Linked DNA regions of Homo sapiens: region 1 is linked to region 2. The links are chromatin loops, found by intact Hi-C in ENCODE. Cell type or tissue: gastrocnemius medialis. All regions are shown on one strand.

Evidence for each region. Peaks named below come from ENCODE experiments on the same cell type or tissue, not always from the same donor. Only the 100,000 strongest peaks of a DNase experiment are listed, where the experiment ranks them.
Region 1: a loop joins it to region 2, with 2.5 times the contacts of the local background. A loop is called at or near these places in 4 of 110 quality-filtered maps.

Annotation. Positions count from the first base shown.
Region 1 is chr9:34,990,739-34,998,738 of GRCh38, forward strand. It overlaps DNAJB5 (DnaJ heat shock protein family (Hsp40) member B5), which reads left to right. Exons shown (of 5, transcript NM_001349723.3): 2 at 1-74; 3 at 2,462-2,706; 4 at 5,527-6,128; 5 at 6,288-7,690. The coding sequence ends at 6,521. Among named protein-coding and RNA genes, the nearest start is that of DNAJB5, 5.0 kb to the left of the region's middle. RefSeq lists enhancers at 1-121, 122-1,051, 1,714-2,008, 1,982-2,911, 3,842-4,771. In gastrocnemius medialis, CTCF peaks have their summits at 1,138, 1,390 and 3,876; DNase peaks (open chromatin) are centred at 1,223, 1,973, 3,303, 4,723 and 8 weaker places; H3K4me3 peaks cover 5,733 bases; H3K27ac peaks cover 8,000 bases.
Region 2 is chr9:35,810,910-35,818,909 of GRCh38, forward strand. It overlaps SPAG8 (sperm associated antigen 8), which reads right to left and starts at 1,353. Exons shown (of 7, transcript NM_001039592.2): 1 at 1,195-1,353; 2 at 273-1,092; 3 at 1-148. The coding sequence starts at 1,238. It overlaps HINT2 (histidine triad nucleotide binding protein 2), which reads right to left and starts at 4,133. Exons shown (of 5, transcript NM_032593.3): 1 at 3,990-4,133; 2 at 2,735-2,875; 3 at 2,536-2,640; 4 at 2,357-2,429; 5 at 2,051-2,236. The coding sequence starts at 4,070. The coding sequence ends at 2,145. It overlaps FAM221B (family with sequence similarity 221 member B), which reads right to left. Exons shown (of 7, transcript NM_001012446.4): 6 at 7,981-8,000; 7 at 5,482-7,597. The coding sequence ends at 7,560. RefSeq lists enhancers at 871-1,427, 1,122-1,171, 4,326-4,505 and silencers at 3,946-4,265, 4,596-4,775. In gastrocnemius medialis, CTCF peaks have their summits at 2,733, 3,721 (motif pointing right) and 3,924; DNase peaks (open chromatin) are centred at 1,322, 3,653, 4,232 and 4,552; H3K4me3 peaks cover 3,192 bases; H3K27ac peaks cover 4,644 bases.

The DNA.
Region 1 (8,000 bases), 820 kb before region 2:
AGCTTGATGTTTAAAATTCAGCTGGAGCCCTTAAAACTTCGAGCGTGGACGCTGAATGGGTTTGTAAAGTTTCGGTAAGTCCCTCCGGAGAAGGGCACTCACACCCATACCCAGTCAAACCCTCCACGCGGCCATCCCCTCCATTGCCTTCCTGCTTCCTCCAACTCATCCTCATCCCCTCTGTGACATACAGGAACCCCCCTCCGGCCTCACCCACATATTTGAATGAATTGCACCCCTTATCATTCCTTTTCTCAAACCCTTCAGGTATCCATTTTCCACAGACATTTCCTCCATTATTTCAACTCTCCACATTCCTCCCTTTCAACCCATCATTAACCCATTTTCCACCTCAGCCATTTCCATCTGTCACTCATCCCCCTCCATCAGTACCTCATTTTCTGTATCAGCCATCTCCCCTCCCTGTACCTCAACAGTCCCCCTCGCCATTTTCTCCCCATTTTTCCTTCCTGCCTCTACCTTAACATCCTCCTCATTCTTCTCCATCAAAGGCAGTGCCATGCCATGGGGCTCCTTTGTCATTCCAACACGTGGCCTGTGGGTAGGGGGGAAGGGAAGGAGGGAGGAAAGCAGAAAGAGAAAAAGGAGGCAGATCCTGAAAGAGCTTGCCCTGTGTCTGCGGAGGCAAGAGATGTATGGGCCTAGAGCAGCTAGCAGGTGGGTACCAGGGAGGAAGCTGGCCGGGTGTGGAGGTAATGCAGGGACACCAAAAGGAGGTGGGTGGTTGGTGAGCCGTTCCACTGGCCCTCTGCCTGGAAGCTGCTCTCGTTCTCTAGGGGCACCCTCTTGGTGTGCTAGGGTTCTTTCCCAGTCCCAGGGGAAAGAAGGTGTGGGTTGAGGCAGAAATGGCAGACCACCCCCCCCCGCTCCCTCTCAGACGGCTTTTGCTGCCATTTCCGAAAACGGTTGCCCCCCCCCCCAACGAGGTGCTCTTTCTTCTCTGCCTCTCCCAACCCCACCCCCCACCCCATCTCCCCCACAGACGTGACATGCTGGTGGGGGGCAATGGGGGAGTACCCGCCTTTGTGGAGCCTTTTCTTCGTCAGAGAAAGGTGACTCCCAGAACCATGAGTCAACCCAGCCACCTGCAGCAGGGCCTGTGGGGGCAGCAGTGAGGGCCATTGTCCCTGCCCACCTAGGGCCTTGGGCGCCTCCCCCTTACCCGGTTACAGGCCTCACTCCTGGAAGGACACCCTGTACACCTCCCTGCTGTGAAGCAGTCAGAGGCAGAAAGGCAGGTCTCAGCTGTGGCTGCCAGCCTAGGACATTGCTAGAAAGACTCTGGTTCTCCTGGCTTTGGCAGGGGTTGGCCAAGTCTCAGAAGGGCTGAGAATGGCTTCTGGCCATCCCCCAGAGAGCTCTAGCTACAGGAAAGTCCCCCTTCCCCTGATATCCACCACAGACACACCGATAGAGGGAGACTGGAATGGAAGAATTCGGGTTGTACGTTTCTCTTATAACAAATGCTCCTGCACCCACCTTAAAAGGGACTCAGAGGAATATGGGTCTGATGATGGGCCGGATCCTAAACCACAGGGTGGACTGGGGGCGTAGGGTGAGGCTAGGAGAGGTATTAAGGAAATGGTGGTTGGTTAGTGCCCAATTGTCTCCTAACAGCTGGGGTTGAAAAAGTCCTGTCCCCAGGATGCTTTTGTTCACTCACACTGGTGCTTAGGCGGCACAGCCCTCACAGTTTTGTGTGTAGACGCTGGCAAATGAGTAAAGGGAACTGTTGCCCTGGTTGGGGGAAGGATAGTGTCGCCCCCCCTGCTAATGAGGGAGTTGGAAACAGCAGTTTCCAAAGGCTGTGAGTCACCCTGTGATCTGAGTCACACGTGAGGCTTAGCATCGTCAGAGGGGTGGGGGCGGGGAGGCCTGGGGTCTCCGATGGCAGACAGGACTCCAGACACCCATTCCCTGACTCAGTCTGGCTGGCCAGGACAGCTGGCGGAAGACCCAGGCCTGTTCCCGGTCCTGGGCCACTGCCCCAGCTGCCCTCAGCCTGGGCACCATGCCTGAGGCGTGGCGTAGGAGACCACGATGCTCAGGTGACCTCACCCGTTACACTGACCTTCGCCAGCTCCTGTGTGTGGGTCGCTCAGTCCATGGTGCCACCTCGCTCAGCAGGGCCTCTCAGGGGTCCTCAGTCTGGCCCAAGGACCAGGGCCTCAGCCTAGCCCCAAGAGTGGGCCACAACCTTCAGCTTCCTGCTGGGAAAACCCAGGAGGTGAGGACGGAATCACAGAATTCTAGAATGTCAGAGCCAGAAGAGATCATCTAGTCCAAACCTTTCATTTTACAGATGGGGGGACGCAGGCCCACAGAACAGGCATGACCTGCTGAAGGTTACCCAGGGAGTCATTTAGGGATTGCAAGATCATCAGGAACAGGGCTGGGGCAGAAGAGAAGGCATCAAGTCTTGGCCCTGGGTTTCTTTCAGAAACAAGGAGACCAGTGCTGGTCCAGTGGCTGTGATGGGAAAAGATTATTACAAGATTCTTGGGATCCCATCGGGGGCCAACGAGGATGAGATCAAGAAAGCCTACCGGAAGATGGCCTTGAAGTACCACCCAGACAAGAATAAAGAACCCAACGCTGAGGAGAAGTTTAAGGAGATTGCAGAGGCCTATGATGTGCTAAGTGACCCCAAGAAACGGGGCCTGTATGACCAGTATGGGGAGGAAGGTAAGAGGGCAGCACTCCAGCCCAATCCCGGACCCCTCCGCTTGGTAGGGGTCCCAGGTGCACCAGTTTGTGTAGCGGGGAACTGGAGGCTGTGGAGGGGGTGAGGGCAGCAAGGGTTTCCAGCACTGTCACCCAGAGAAGAGAGAAGCCCACCCACTACCCAGCTCAGCTCACCCTAGTTCTCCCCGCCTCTCTCTGCCCCCTCCCTCCTCGGGTTCAGGCCTTAGAGAGGTCTGAAGCAAGAGCCAGAGGCCTTCCCCGCCCTTCTTTCCTTCCCAGCCTTATTAGTCCTGCCTGAAGTCTCCGCTGCTTCATTGGCTGATGAGGAAGGTTGGGGAGAGGGAGTGTGTGGCTCTCTGAGGACAGAGCATTTACATTCATCAGCATAAAAGTCTGGCCCTTAAGCAGCCTGGGAATTAACTACCAGAGCTCTGAGCAGAAATGGTTTTCCCCTTCTCTCCCCCGGCCCTGCCTGCTTCTGGCCAGCAGAACAGAGGTGGAGCTTTGCCTCCCAGAGGAAGTGGCAGGGATCCAAGGGTGGACGGGGAACTGCTGCTGGCATCTTCCCCCTTCCCTGGGGTAGCTGGTGGCCATGGGGTGGGAGGCAGGAAAGGCCCAAATAAAGCCTCTGAGAGGGAGGCCCCTCCCAGCACATCCCACGGCCATGATGTAGCTGCTAATTCTGGGCCTGCCCCTCAGGGCTGCCTGCCACCCGCCAGCCACAGGCACCTGTCAGGCTATATTAAGAGACATTGTCACGCTGAGGACTCTCCTTCCTGGGAAGAACTGTCCTTCCTCCCCAACAGAATCCACCTTTCTTTCACATTCTCCTCCTCTTCACCCTCCCCTTTCTATCCTCAAAACTAAATGGGCTAATCATATGTAGATAAGAAGGTTATTTTCTTCCCCTCCTCCTGGCCTTGTGTTCCATGCCCCTCTGTGAACCCTCATCCTCCCAACTCCCTTTTCCTATTCTCCATGCTGCCGGTTCCTTCCATTCTTCCTGCCTACCTCCTAGACGTGCCAACTCCCAGATTCACCAGATACCGGCTGGAACCCCCAGTATTCTTTCAGCTAAGACATTTTTCTCTCTGGCATGGAGGGATGGGAGGGATAGGAGTGGAAAAGAGGGAAGCAGTGCAGACACCATGCCACCATGTGACCTGTCTTGGAATTGCACCCATTCCTCCATTCAGCCTCACCTTTGTTTAGAAAGAAGGCAGGAGCTGGGAGAGCTCCCTTGAGATACTTCACCCCTTCTGCCTAAGTGAAGGGGTCCAGACACCAGGTTCTGATGCAGAACCCCATCCCAGGAAGGCCCCTGAGGATGCGGCATGGCCTTAAGGGGACCTCCATGGCCTGGGGAGGGAGAAGCAGCTTAGAAATGTTGGTTATATTTCTGTCCACCCTGCCCAATCCCCAGCAGCCATTTATTATAGAGCAGTTATACACACAGACTCTGTGTGCAGCTCCAGCTAGGGACAAGTTGCTCCCAGCTTGAAAAGGGGGTGGTAGTGGAAGAATAGAAATCCCTATAGAGAGAATTACCCCTTCCCATCATCATCAGTCCAGCCTCCCTCCCTCTCTCACTGAGCTCTGCCAGGCTGCTTGAACTCGCTTGATAATCAGCCCCTCGATAGAAGGAAAGGAGAGATCCTAGGTCTTGGGGGAGGGGTGAAGAGGCAGCTGCCACAAGTCCCTGAACCGTCTGCCACTTGGCCTCTCTAGTGAAACTCAAATCTGCCCTTGTGGTCCCAGGAAATAAGAGGCTAATTTAGGCTCAGATCTCCATGATCAGTTGAAATTCTAGATAAATGGCCTCAAAGAGAAGGGTCTCTTTCCTAGCCTGGACCCCACCCATAGTCTCTGTATTCCGGAGCAGTTCTCAGTGTGAACCGTCTCCCCACATCCCCCACTACTGCCAGCACCCCCTCCTGTGCATGAAGGCTGCCTCCAGGAATCTGAGCCCCTTAGACAGGACCTGACAGAGAGAGCAGCTAAGGTCACCACTGCCATGTGCCAGCCCATTCATGCATTTTGGTTGCTCAACATTAGGTGTGGGGTATGGCGTTTGCTGTTGTATAACTCCAGGGAGCTCCATTCCCATTGTAGTCTATGTCTGTACAATGTGTGAATGACACTCCCTAAAGTTGTGTAACACCGAGCAGAGTGTGGGAACAAAGCATTTAAAAACTTTTTCTAGAAAAATAGCTCTTCATCTCCAAGCTAATGAGCTTTCCCACTTTTTAAGGCTTCCTGATTTCCCGTTTGAGCAGGGGCCAGGGAAAGAGGAAACACTGCTAGAAGCAGAGTGAAAGTGGTCTTCCTCCCGGGTTGGATCCCTAGCCTATTTGCGACTGTTCACTTACCAGCCCCCTCTGTGGTCACATCCTGTCTGATGGCCCCTTGTCCTATATGTCTTTGGAGATAAGCAAAGATTTGGGAACCAAGTATCACTTGTAATGTGACACCAGGCTAGTCATTCAAGGCTTTTTGAGACATCTTTGGACCATGAGTATGTGGAAAAGATTACAGGACTGGAAGTCACATCCTCTAAGTCCTCTAGTCCTGGCTTTTCCACCTATTGGGTAAGCAAGCCTCTTTGAATCTCAAGTTGTGCATCGTTATTAAATATATAATTAGGAATGGAAGATAATCTTGCCAGAAGCCTTTCTTACTCTATTAGCCTGGCCCTCTCTGTGGGATTTAAAGGTTGCTTCTTTCTTTAAGCCTGTGAACTGGGAGCTAGAGGGCAGGGGGAAGACACTGGGATTGGGGCCAGAATAAGCCACACTGCCCCTAACTTCTCCTCCCCTCTAGGCCTGAAGACCGGCGGTGGCACATCAGGTGGCTCCAGTGGCTCCTTTCACTACACCTTTCATGGGGACCCCCATGCCACCTTTGCCTCCTTCTTTGGTGGCTCCAACCCCTTCGATATCTTCTTTGCCAGCAGCCGCTCCACTCGGCCCTTCAGTGGCTTTGACCCAGATGACATGGATGTGGATGAAGATGAGGACCCATTTGGCGCTTTCGGCCGTTTTGGCTTCAATGGGCTGAGTAGGGGTCCAAGGCGAGCCCCAGAACCACTGTACCCTCGGCGCAAGGTGCAGGACCCCCCAGTGGTGCACGAGCTGCGGGTGTCCCTGGAGGAGATCTACCATGGCTCCACCAAGCGCATGAAGATCACAAGGCGTCGCCTCAACCCTGATGGGCGAACTGTGCGCACCGAGGACAAGATCCTGCACATAGTCATCAAGCGTGGCTGGAAGGAAGGCACCAAGATCACCTTCCCCAAAGAAGGCGACGCCACACCTGACAACATCCCTGCTGACATCGTCTTTGTGCTCAAAGACAAGCCCCATGCACACTTCCGCCGAGATGGCACCAACGTGCTCTACAGTGCCCTGATCAGCCTCAAGGAGGTGGGGCCTAGTCAGGCTGTGTGTGTGTGCTGGGGAGATGGTGGGGACATTCCCTCTCTTCCCGCCAGCTGGCACATTCTTTCCCCACCTCAGTCTATTTCCTTCCTTCCCACTCACCTTACCCCACCTTTTCCTCACTTTCTGCTTCGTCTTTCCCAGGCGCTGTGTGGCTGCACTGTGAACATTCCCACTATCGACGGCCGAGTGATCCCTTTGCCCTGCAATGATGTCATCAAGCCAGGCACCGTGAAGAGACTCCGTGGGGAGGGCCTTCCCTTCCCCAAAGTGCCAACTCAGCGAGGAGACCTCATTGTTGAGTTCAAAGTTCGCTTCCCAGACAGATTAACACCACAGACAAGACAGATCCTTAAGCAGCACCTACCCTGTTCCTAGGCTCTGCCCCAGCCAGTCCAGAGCCTACCACAGCAATACCCCCAACACTCACTCCACTCAATGTGCACCCAGCTTGATGTCCACTGGACACTGGCAACTTTTTCTAAAATGCAAAAAAAAGCCACTGGTTTTCAGGAAAATGTTCCTGTCCCTGACCCCTTTTAGAGCTGGGCTGCCTGGGGGGAGTGGGAGGGAGGTGGGGAGAGCTAGCCCAGGCCAGGGGTCAATGTTCATGTCACTAGCTTTCAATCCAGTTTCCACTGCAGTGGCTGGAGAGTGACCTGAGTGCTACTTGAAGATATGTAGAGATTCCTTATCCATGCCTGTACATAGCATGTCCTCCTCCCCTCAGCTTTGCTAATACCAGTCCCCTCCCTTCCCTTTGGCTTCCTGCTGTTGGGGGTGGAAAAGACTAGAAAGGACATTGCTTTCTCAGCCCCACCCCCAGGTCCACAGTGTCCAAGGTAATGGCACACATATTCATGCACAAGAAGCACTCACCTAGAGCTGTCTGTGCCTCTCTGGGAGAAAGGAGAGAGGATAAGAAGGGAAAGTTCACAACCTGTGAACAGGGACTTGAGCACGAGACACTTTTCATCTGGAGCAGGGGGGTGAGCTCCTCAGCAGCCTCCGTAACAGCTGCCCTGCCTACACCTGCAGAGCTGGAGGTTCTGTCCTCCCTGCTGCTCTCAGGAGTGTTCAAGGGTGGAGGGCAGGGAATGGGGCCTGAGGTATTAAGGCTAAGAGGTGGGGGACAGGGCCCATCTACCAGCCTTCATCAGGAAGGGAAAGGGCTTTGGGGTCAGGTGGCAGCTATTCCCCACCAAGAGATTCAGGGTCACAGGTTTTTCCCCACACCTCTGAACTCAGGGCCTAGCCACCCCCAAACTTCCAAATCCCACTTTTGTGATATGTGAAGCTACTCATTTCTTACCCTTGGAGGCTGTGTGGGGAATTTCCAGCCCTTTTATGCCTGTGTGATCCCACCCCACCCCCATAGTTGTATAAAGGTCATAGTGAAGAAGCTGGGGGAAGACTGCTTCAGCCAGATCCTGGGGTGGGGTCTTTAGGTTTTCTCACTTTGACAACCCCCGAATGTTTTTATAGTAGTTTTTTTGTATTTTTTTGTAATGACAGTATTATGTAAAAAATAAAGTATTTTAAAAATATGGCATCTGAGCAGGAGCAACAAACCTGGGATGGGGGTGGCTGAGGAGGGCCACTGTCATCCTCCCTCCCGGGCTCTGGTCACCTTTGAGAAGCCCAAGCAGGCCCTCAGTATAAGCTGAAGCTGACCTCTGCCTTCCTCGAAGCCTCCTGGGATTTCTAAAACTTATACTTCAAACACAGCACAGACAGAAAGTACCACTCAGCTATTAGAAGAAACATCTATTTGGGAAGGAAAAATATCCCTGCTCATGAGAGACAGAGACCATTGTCTTCAGATGTGCTAGCATGAAAACAGATTTTCTCTTCTTG
Region 2 (8,000 bases):
GTGGCTGGTACGAGTCTTTCTGGGTGGTGCTGGAGGGCATGGGTGACTTTAGTTGCATAGTCAGCAGTCCCCGGTGTCCGTGTCGGAAGAAAAAACTCTCAGAGCCATCCTGCATGCTTGGGACTTGATCCAGGTGGTTGGTGGCTCTCTGTGGATCCCAAGTTGAATGACTATAATATCCCTTCTGGTACCCACCCTCATGTAAACTACTGCCTCCCCTAAGAAACTGAGGGCAGCCTTCAAGAAAAGGGAGCAGGCCAAAACTTTAATACCTCTTCCTCCCAGTTGTAGAGGAGGCACTGGCCCCGCGGCAAAGTTTCATAGCAAACCATAAGCTTCCCTTTAATGTCTGGGGGTTTCCATAGTCCTCGGGCACCCGGTTCTAAGACTTGCAAAAATTCCCAAGGTGGTTGTTTCTGGGGCTCCCAGGGGCAGTGCTGACTCCAGGAGGTATAGTTAGGGACCCGATCTGCCACCAGGTTTCTGAACCCTGGAGGAATACAGGGGCTGAGCTCAGAGTCAGGGCCAGTGTCTGGACCAGGCCCAGAGGCAGGACCAGGATGAGAGCCAGAGCCATGACCAGGACCAGAGCCAGGACCAGAGCCAGGACCAGGACCAGAGCCAGAGCCAGGGACAGAGCCACAGCCAGGACCAGAGCCAGAGCCAGAGCCATGGCCAGCACCTGAGCTGGAACCAAGAACAGGCCCAGAGCTAGAGCCTGGAACAGGGCCAGGATTAGAACTATGGTCAGTTGTAGTGCAAGTGTCCTGAGCAATACAGGAAACATAGACGGGCTCAAAGCCAAGACTCCCATGGGCTATATTGTGGGTAAAGCCGGGTCCCGCACAGGGCTCCCCAAGAAGGCTGGGGTCAGAGGACGGCTCCATGAACTCAGAACAGGGCGCTGGGGTCTTTGTAGATAATGCAGCTGCTTTGGCAGTGGTGAAGGCTGCAGTAGCTGCAGCAGCTGATGCAGCCGCTGCAGCTGCTGCGGTTGCAGCTGCCAGGGCCGACCTGGGACTGTCATCTGAAGAAGGAAACGGTTCCGAAGTGGGCCCCAGTCCTTCGGAGCTGGGCTGTATGTCTAAAGATCTGAAAGAAAGCAAACACGACATGGCTGTCAAAAGCGCAGCAGAGGAAGTCAGCTGACCTTCCTCGTCCCCTTATGCCTGCAGCCAGAGCTGCGGCTCTCACCGCGACCGCGACCGCGATCCCTCCGTAGACTCGTTGGTCTCCATCTTCAGACTCCAGCTACTGGGTTGCCATAGAGACAGCAAACAACTCCTGGAGCCTGCGCAGAAGTACAGCTGGGCGGACTTGCAGGTGGCGGTGGAGGCAAGTCCTCTGCGGGGCGGAAGTCTTCAGCCTAGTGCTGTTAGGGAGGTCCGCTTTCCGGTCCCGGCGGCATTCCGCCTCAGACGGGGTTTTAGGGTTCCGCTGGCTTAAGACCTCGCCCTCCACGTCCAAACAGTCTTTGCGTGCGGTTTTCTAAGATGATGCTTTATGGGGATATGTTGGAAACAGGCACAGGGTTGTGGCATTAGATTACAGCCTACTTGGTGTTTGCTGAGAGGCAAGTAGCTTCCCCTTAGTTTGCTTAGTTCATTCTCAAAAGTGAGTGGGGTCTTTAACAAATGTTAAGGATGAAAATAAACAAACTAGCTTGAGCAAAATGGTGAGACGTAGAATAGTGAAAAGGCAGCCGCTTTTGTTTGGGTGTGATTACTCCTCCTCTAATAAAAGACCCTCATATTGACCACCCTCCTCCTAAGCGCCCTTAGAACCTGGTTTGACCTCTGAAGAAGGGCCAGGATTGGCTTTCAGTTTCTTCCTACTCATTTAGGCTCATTCCTACTGTTACTTTTCTAGAAGCTTGACCTAGGGTGGACCACTTGTCAAGAAGACTTACATATCTGCAGGCAACATTTAACCACAGGTTGGACCTCCTCAGTGTCTTTCACTCAGACCAGTCAAGGGGCATCATAGCCCTGAATCAGTTTTCTTTCCCCTTTGTGGTATAAAATTTTATATTAAAGACAGGAGAGCATAATTAAGGGAGAACAGTTTTATTAGCATCACAGGGTCCATTTTTCCCTTTCCATCCAAGCATCCAGAGTCTGGTGTCCTTTAATCAGTTGGCAGGTTCAACCTGGAGGCCACTGGAGCTGCCGGCCCCCAAGTACATGAATGTGCAGATGATACACAGATTGTGCACCCAGCTTCCCATCGTTGATCACTGAAATTGAGCTTGGGGTTAGGGAGTCAGGATCATGGCAGAGGTCGAAGAATGAAGATCATATTGAGAAGTAGGAATGAGAATTCATAGGTGAGGGACCAAGGGCCAAAAGTCACTCACCAAGTCGGTATCCATCTCCCAGGCCCTCAGCCTTTGCTGTCTGCTTGGCCACAAGGAGTAGGTGTCCTAGAAGCTATAGAGAGAGCGGAGGGACATAGGTGGCTTCATTCATAGGGAGCAAGACCTCTAGCTGGGTCCAGGGGCTCCTCCCAGCCAAACCCTGGCCCTGTTCTTCCCACCTGCTGGTCTTCTTCTTCAGCCTGGCTAATCCGAGGAATGGGCTTCTTAGGAATGACCAGGAAGTGCACAGGAGCCTGAGGGGCCACATCACGGAACACAAGACACTGGGGGAAGTGACAGGCCAGAGGCCACGTTACTTCAACAGGTTGGATGGTATCTACAACATTCCTAAGGGGATAGGTCCTAAGAGCACCCCACCTGCTGGTCCTCATAGAGAATGTCAGCTGGGAGGCTCTTGTCCAGGATCCGGGAGAAGATGGTTGGGGCTGCTCCCCCAGGAGTTGCCTGCTGGGCCTTGGCCACTTCATTCCCATCAGTCACACCTGCAGCTCCTCGGACCTGAAGGTGGATCGACCATATTCAAAGGAGGGAGCTGGCAGAAGCTGGGCTCTGATAGTTGTTAATTTCGTCCTTCTAATAACCTATTCATCGTTCCCACCCAGGAGGAAAGTTCCTGAATTTCAGAGCACCAGCAGCAAAGGGTAGGGCCAGAAGGTGCTGGACCTGGTTAGATAACAGGCGGTATTATTATCAGGATTCAGCAGTGCAATTGATTCCTGCTCATGTGTCCACGAAATATAGCACTGTTTAGGGAAAGGATCTAGAATGAGAGACTGGGGATTTTGGTCTCAGTTCCTACCTTACCATACCACTGAATTACCTCAGATAAATTCCTTCTCTCAGCTTCTAATATAAAATAAAGGGATGGTTTCCATAATCTCTTGCGATGGCTTGAATCTCTTTCCACTCTCACCTTGTTAGTACATTTCCACTTATTTCCGTTACTTGTTTTCTGATCTTTAAGCCTTGTCGCCTGTTTTATTTAAGTTTTAATGCAATCGCCCTGTTTGACACTAGTTGACCCCTCATCTGGGTGTCACATGTGACTCTGTGAATTTTAACTCTTGTCCCTTGAATGAGTGGAGGTAAGAGTTCAGCTAAGTGACCTCTGCTCCCCTAGCCCCAGGGAACTTCGGGTAAGGGATTCAGAGAAGGCTGATGTCATTGCATCACGTTGGGGGAGAACGGGACGGAATGAATTCTCTGACCTCCGAGCCGCTTCTGGCAAGTGCAGAAGAGAGGTTAACACTAGTGCTCATTAGGAGGCCAGAAGCCTGAGGAGGGCAGAGCACTGGCTCCAAGAAGAGAAAGCTCATTTCCTGCAGGGGGCATCGGGCCAGCTGGGCTGCAGGCAGTGGAAAGAAGGCGGCAGCCGCTGCACTGACCCTGTCCCGACCTCGGCGCCCCGGCCTGCGCAGGGCGGGAATCAGCACCAGCTCGTTCTCCGGAGCCACCAGTTCGACCTCACCACACAGCCCCGGAGCTTGTGCCTCGGAGGGGCAGAGGCCACAGGCAGGAGCTCTGCGCGGCTCTGCGCGCCTTCGGGACCCCCTGGCCCCGGATGGCTTCGGAGCCCGCAGGACCCCCTACTCGCTCCCGCGCCACTTCTCACCTGCCCCCCGCGCACCCCCGTGGCCGCCACGGCTCTGCGCGCCGCGCGCAACCCAGCAGCCAGCACCACGGCTGCCGCCATCTTCCCTGAGCCGCGGGAACCTCTCACCCGGGTCAGCACTCGGCTCCGCGGCCGGCCGTGGGTGGGGACTCCGGGCGCGGGGAAGCGGGGTAGTGGCGGCCGGGCGAGCCCTGCTACCCCATTGGAGCGCGCCTCTGAGCACGATTCACCCCATTGCCTCTGCAGCCACTTTGGAGGCGGGCTCTTTTCATCTCATTGGCTGCTTCTACCAACGCGAGGACAATTTTCCATTCCATTGGTTTCGTCTTCTAGTCCGTGTGAACGTTCTTTTCCCATTGGATCCCCTTACTAGTTTCTCTGTGAGAGAAACTTCCACTCCATTGGAAGGATTAATGGAGCCTGGAGGTGGGATTTTCTCCTAGTTGAATCTGATACACAACTCTGGCTTCTAGGTTGCGGCTCCCGAGTGGGTGGTTCTTTTCGTTCTTGGTTCGTCCTCTTCAGGTCTGGTTCCTATTGGTGCGCGGGGAGAAGGGGGCGGGGCTCCGCCACCTGCTGCAGAAAGGGCTGTTTTAGACCCTCTCACCGCTTTGGCCAGGAGGAGGGCGGGGCTCTGAGGGCATCCGGCGCTTATTGGCTCCAAGAACCACCCGGGGTGGGGCTAAAGGTGAACGGGGATGAGGTGTGTTTTTTTGTGTTTGTTTGTTTGTTTTAACTGGCGGGGCTGATGCGCAGCATTTTCTCCACAAGGGCAGTTTCAGTCCCTTGAGCATTTTGGAGATTTTAATGTACTTATCTAAGGGAAATTCTTCCTTAATTCTATGTTCTTGTTAACGCATTCACTCCATAGATTAAAAAGTCTGTGGTTTTTGCATTTTTTTTTTTTGAGCAGGAGGAGATAAGAGTGTCCTATATTTGCCGCACAAGAATTATAATAAGCAAAGGAGTATGTATTCATTGTTCTTTTCTAATCGGAAAAGGTGTGTGATACAGTTAGCTCGGTGCCTGGTGTTTTCTTTTTTTTTCTTTTTTTCTTTTTTCTTTTTTTTTTTTTTTGAGACGGAGTCTCGCTCTGTCGCCCAGGCTGGAGTGCAGTGGCGCGATCTCGGCTCACTGCAAGCTCCGCCTCCCGAGTTCACGCCATTCTCCTGCCTCAGCCTCCCGAGTAGCTGGGACTACAGGCACCCGCCACCACGCCCGGCTAATTTTTTGTATTTTTATTAGAGACGGGGTTTCACCGTGTTAGCCAGGATGGTCTCGATCTCCTGACCTCGTGATCCTCCTGCCTCGGCCTCCCAAGGTGCTGGGATTACAGGTATGAGGCACCAATAAGTCAGGTTTGCACTGCTGGAATATATATTTTTGACATAAGAAACGTGGGGTCACAAAATACTAATATTCTCAGACGCTAGGTAAGTTTTAGTCTGATATCACATAGGACAAGTTACCACTGTTTCTTTGGTTTTTCTTTTTTTCTTTTTTTTTTTTTTAAACACATGACCTGATACATATAGGTGGTCAGTAATTGTTGAATGAATAACATTTGGTGTTTCCTGTCTTTTTTTCATAATATGTAATATGTATTGCATATGATACTAACCCATGTGTAATCAATTTTTCATATTTTTACAGTCTACGTAAATATAGTTTGTATTGGCTGCTTATTATTTCCTTCAATGAGTTTATCATAGTAATCCTAACTCTATTGTTGACTATTAGTTGAATTAGTTTTAGGTGAATGGTTATCATGGGGCATATAACCACTGTTGGGGAACTTTGCTTCTAGAGATATAACAATCTCTTTTGTATAGCTATATTATTGTTAGAAAATCCTTTCTCCTCTAAAGGGCAGACATTTGATTCTGTGATTTTCCCCAGGGATCCTAGCAGTCCAGATTGCATTCCTTCCCTTGGAGGAACAGATGGCCCCCCTAATTGTGAGGAAATGTAGAATGGCCTCTTCTCTGGGCCCCAGAGGCTGCAGTTCTCTGTGGTGCCTCTGGGACACTGGGAGACCCTAGAGTTGCCCTGGAGAAGGGCGAGAGATAAGTGGATCTGGGATCTAGGAAGAGGAAGGAAGCCAGTCTGGAGGATAGGTGGATACAAAGCACTTTGAAATTAGTTATTTCTTTGGTTCTCATAGAAAGTAGGCAACACAGAGGTTATTCCTGTTTTACAGGTCCAGAAACTCAGCCTAAAGAGGGACAGTGACTTGCCTGGGTTCACAGAGCCCATTAGTGCTGGAATCTCCTACTCCCATAAGAACCTATGGACTCCCTTGTGACTTCCCACATTCACTGATTTTGATCCTTGGCCCACAGTTTTCTCTACTTCAAGCACTTATCACCTTCACTTGCCCTCATCTGAAAGATGTTATGCTCTGCAGCCTCTGAACACTGTCTCTTGTACTCCAACCCCTGCCCCTACGTCTGCTACTGTACCTCATTAGAGACTTCTCTTCCTTTGACTGCTCCCTTTTTCAATCTGTCATTTGCCTCCTGGCATCACTTTCTTTCCCTATTGGTGCTGTATGCTCCCTTCACATCCTCATGCCTTCTTTTGCTTAGTTTTCCTGATCTTCCTCCCTGACACCCTCACATCATCAACCCATTAAATATTTGGATTCTCTGCTTCTCTAACTAGGTTCTCACTTCCAACTGTGCCCGAATCCTGAACTACCCACTGATGAGGTTTTTCTCCAGTTCCCTACATTAGCCTTCCCAAACCTTCCCCTTTCTCTTCTTGTCTCCTGCTCCCTACTCTTATCCCTCTTCCCCTGGACCCCAGCCATTGGCCTTATCTCCTACTTCACAGGGCATATAGAAGCCATCAGAGGGGAACTTCCACAGGTTCTTGTTCCCTGAAACTCTAGGAAGGCTCCATCCTCTTCCTTCGTCTTGGTCATAGGAAGTGGTGTTTCTCCTGTCCAGAGAAAATCCCTTCACCTCTGCTTTGACCTCATCCCTTTCCTCCATCTCTGGGATCTTGTCTCACCAGGCATCTCTTCTCTCTCTTCTGGGTCCTTCAAGGTCCTTTAGTCTACTGGCCTCTTCCCCTTTTCCTTCCTACAAAAGTACTTCCTTGACTCCACAACTCCCTCTGGATATTGTCTGACTTTACTTTTGTACTTTTCATCCAAGCTTCTTTAAGAGACTCCTTGAAACTCACTGCTGTTTGACTCCTGCCTCCACTGCACCAGTGTGAAACTGCACTCTCCGATGTTCCCAAAGATCTTCTAATTGCAAAACCCAATGGACACTTTTCAGTCTTTATCTTATTGGTGCCCCAACTGCATCTAACATCACTTCCCACTCTATCCTTCTTGAAACTTCCTCCCTTCTTGACTTCCTTGAAGCCACTTTCCTTCAACAGGCAGCTTGAATGTGAGTGTGATGGAGGCAGATGGCCAGATCCAGGCTTTCTCCTGTGTCTAATAGGTGTCAACTCTAAGTTATTAGGCAGTCTCTCCCTGGGCTGGGATCTACCTGCCCCATATAGAGCCAAGTCAGGTTCCAATGACTCCTCTTTTATTGCTGATCTGGGCCAGACTCACAAAGGCCTGTGCCAGTTGCTGACAGTGTCTGTCCCTGGAGGAAGAAAGAGCAGAGGTGAAAGGGTCAGGTATGGGGGTCAGAAGGGAGGCCAGGCTGGAGACCGTGTGAACCAGGGAGCCCCGGGGGACTAGGGTGGGAGCTGGGAAGGCCAGAGGGCCCCTGTATCTGCAGGGCCTAGAAGTCAGAGTTGCTGAGGATGGCTTCTCGGAGCACAGCCATCTCTGCAAAAGGTACATAGTCTGCTCCTGGGGGTGAAAACCAGTGCAGATGTGGGATGCAGGTAGGTGGGTGGTGGGGAGGTGGGCTGAGGGAGCGCGCTAGTCCTGGAAGGGATGGTTGAGGATGGGAGTGCCTTCCTGCCTGGCCTTCTGACTACAGACCCTGGAATGGCCCCCTGTCCCAGGTTTCTGCCTCACCGCGAGGCCTTCCTCCTCGT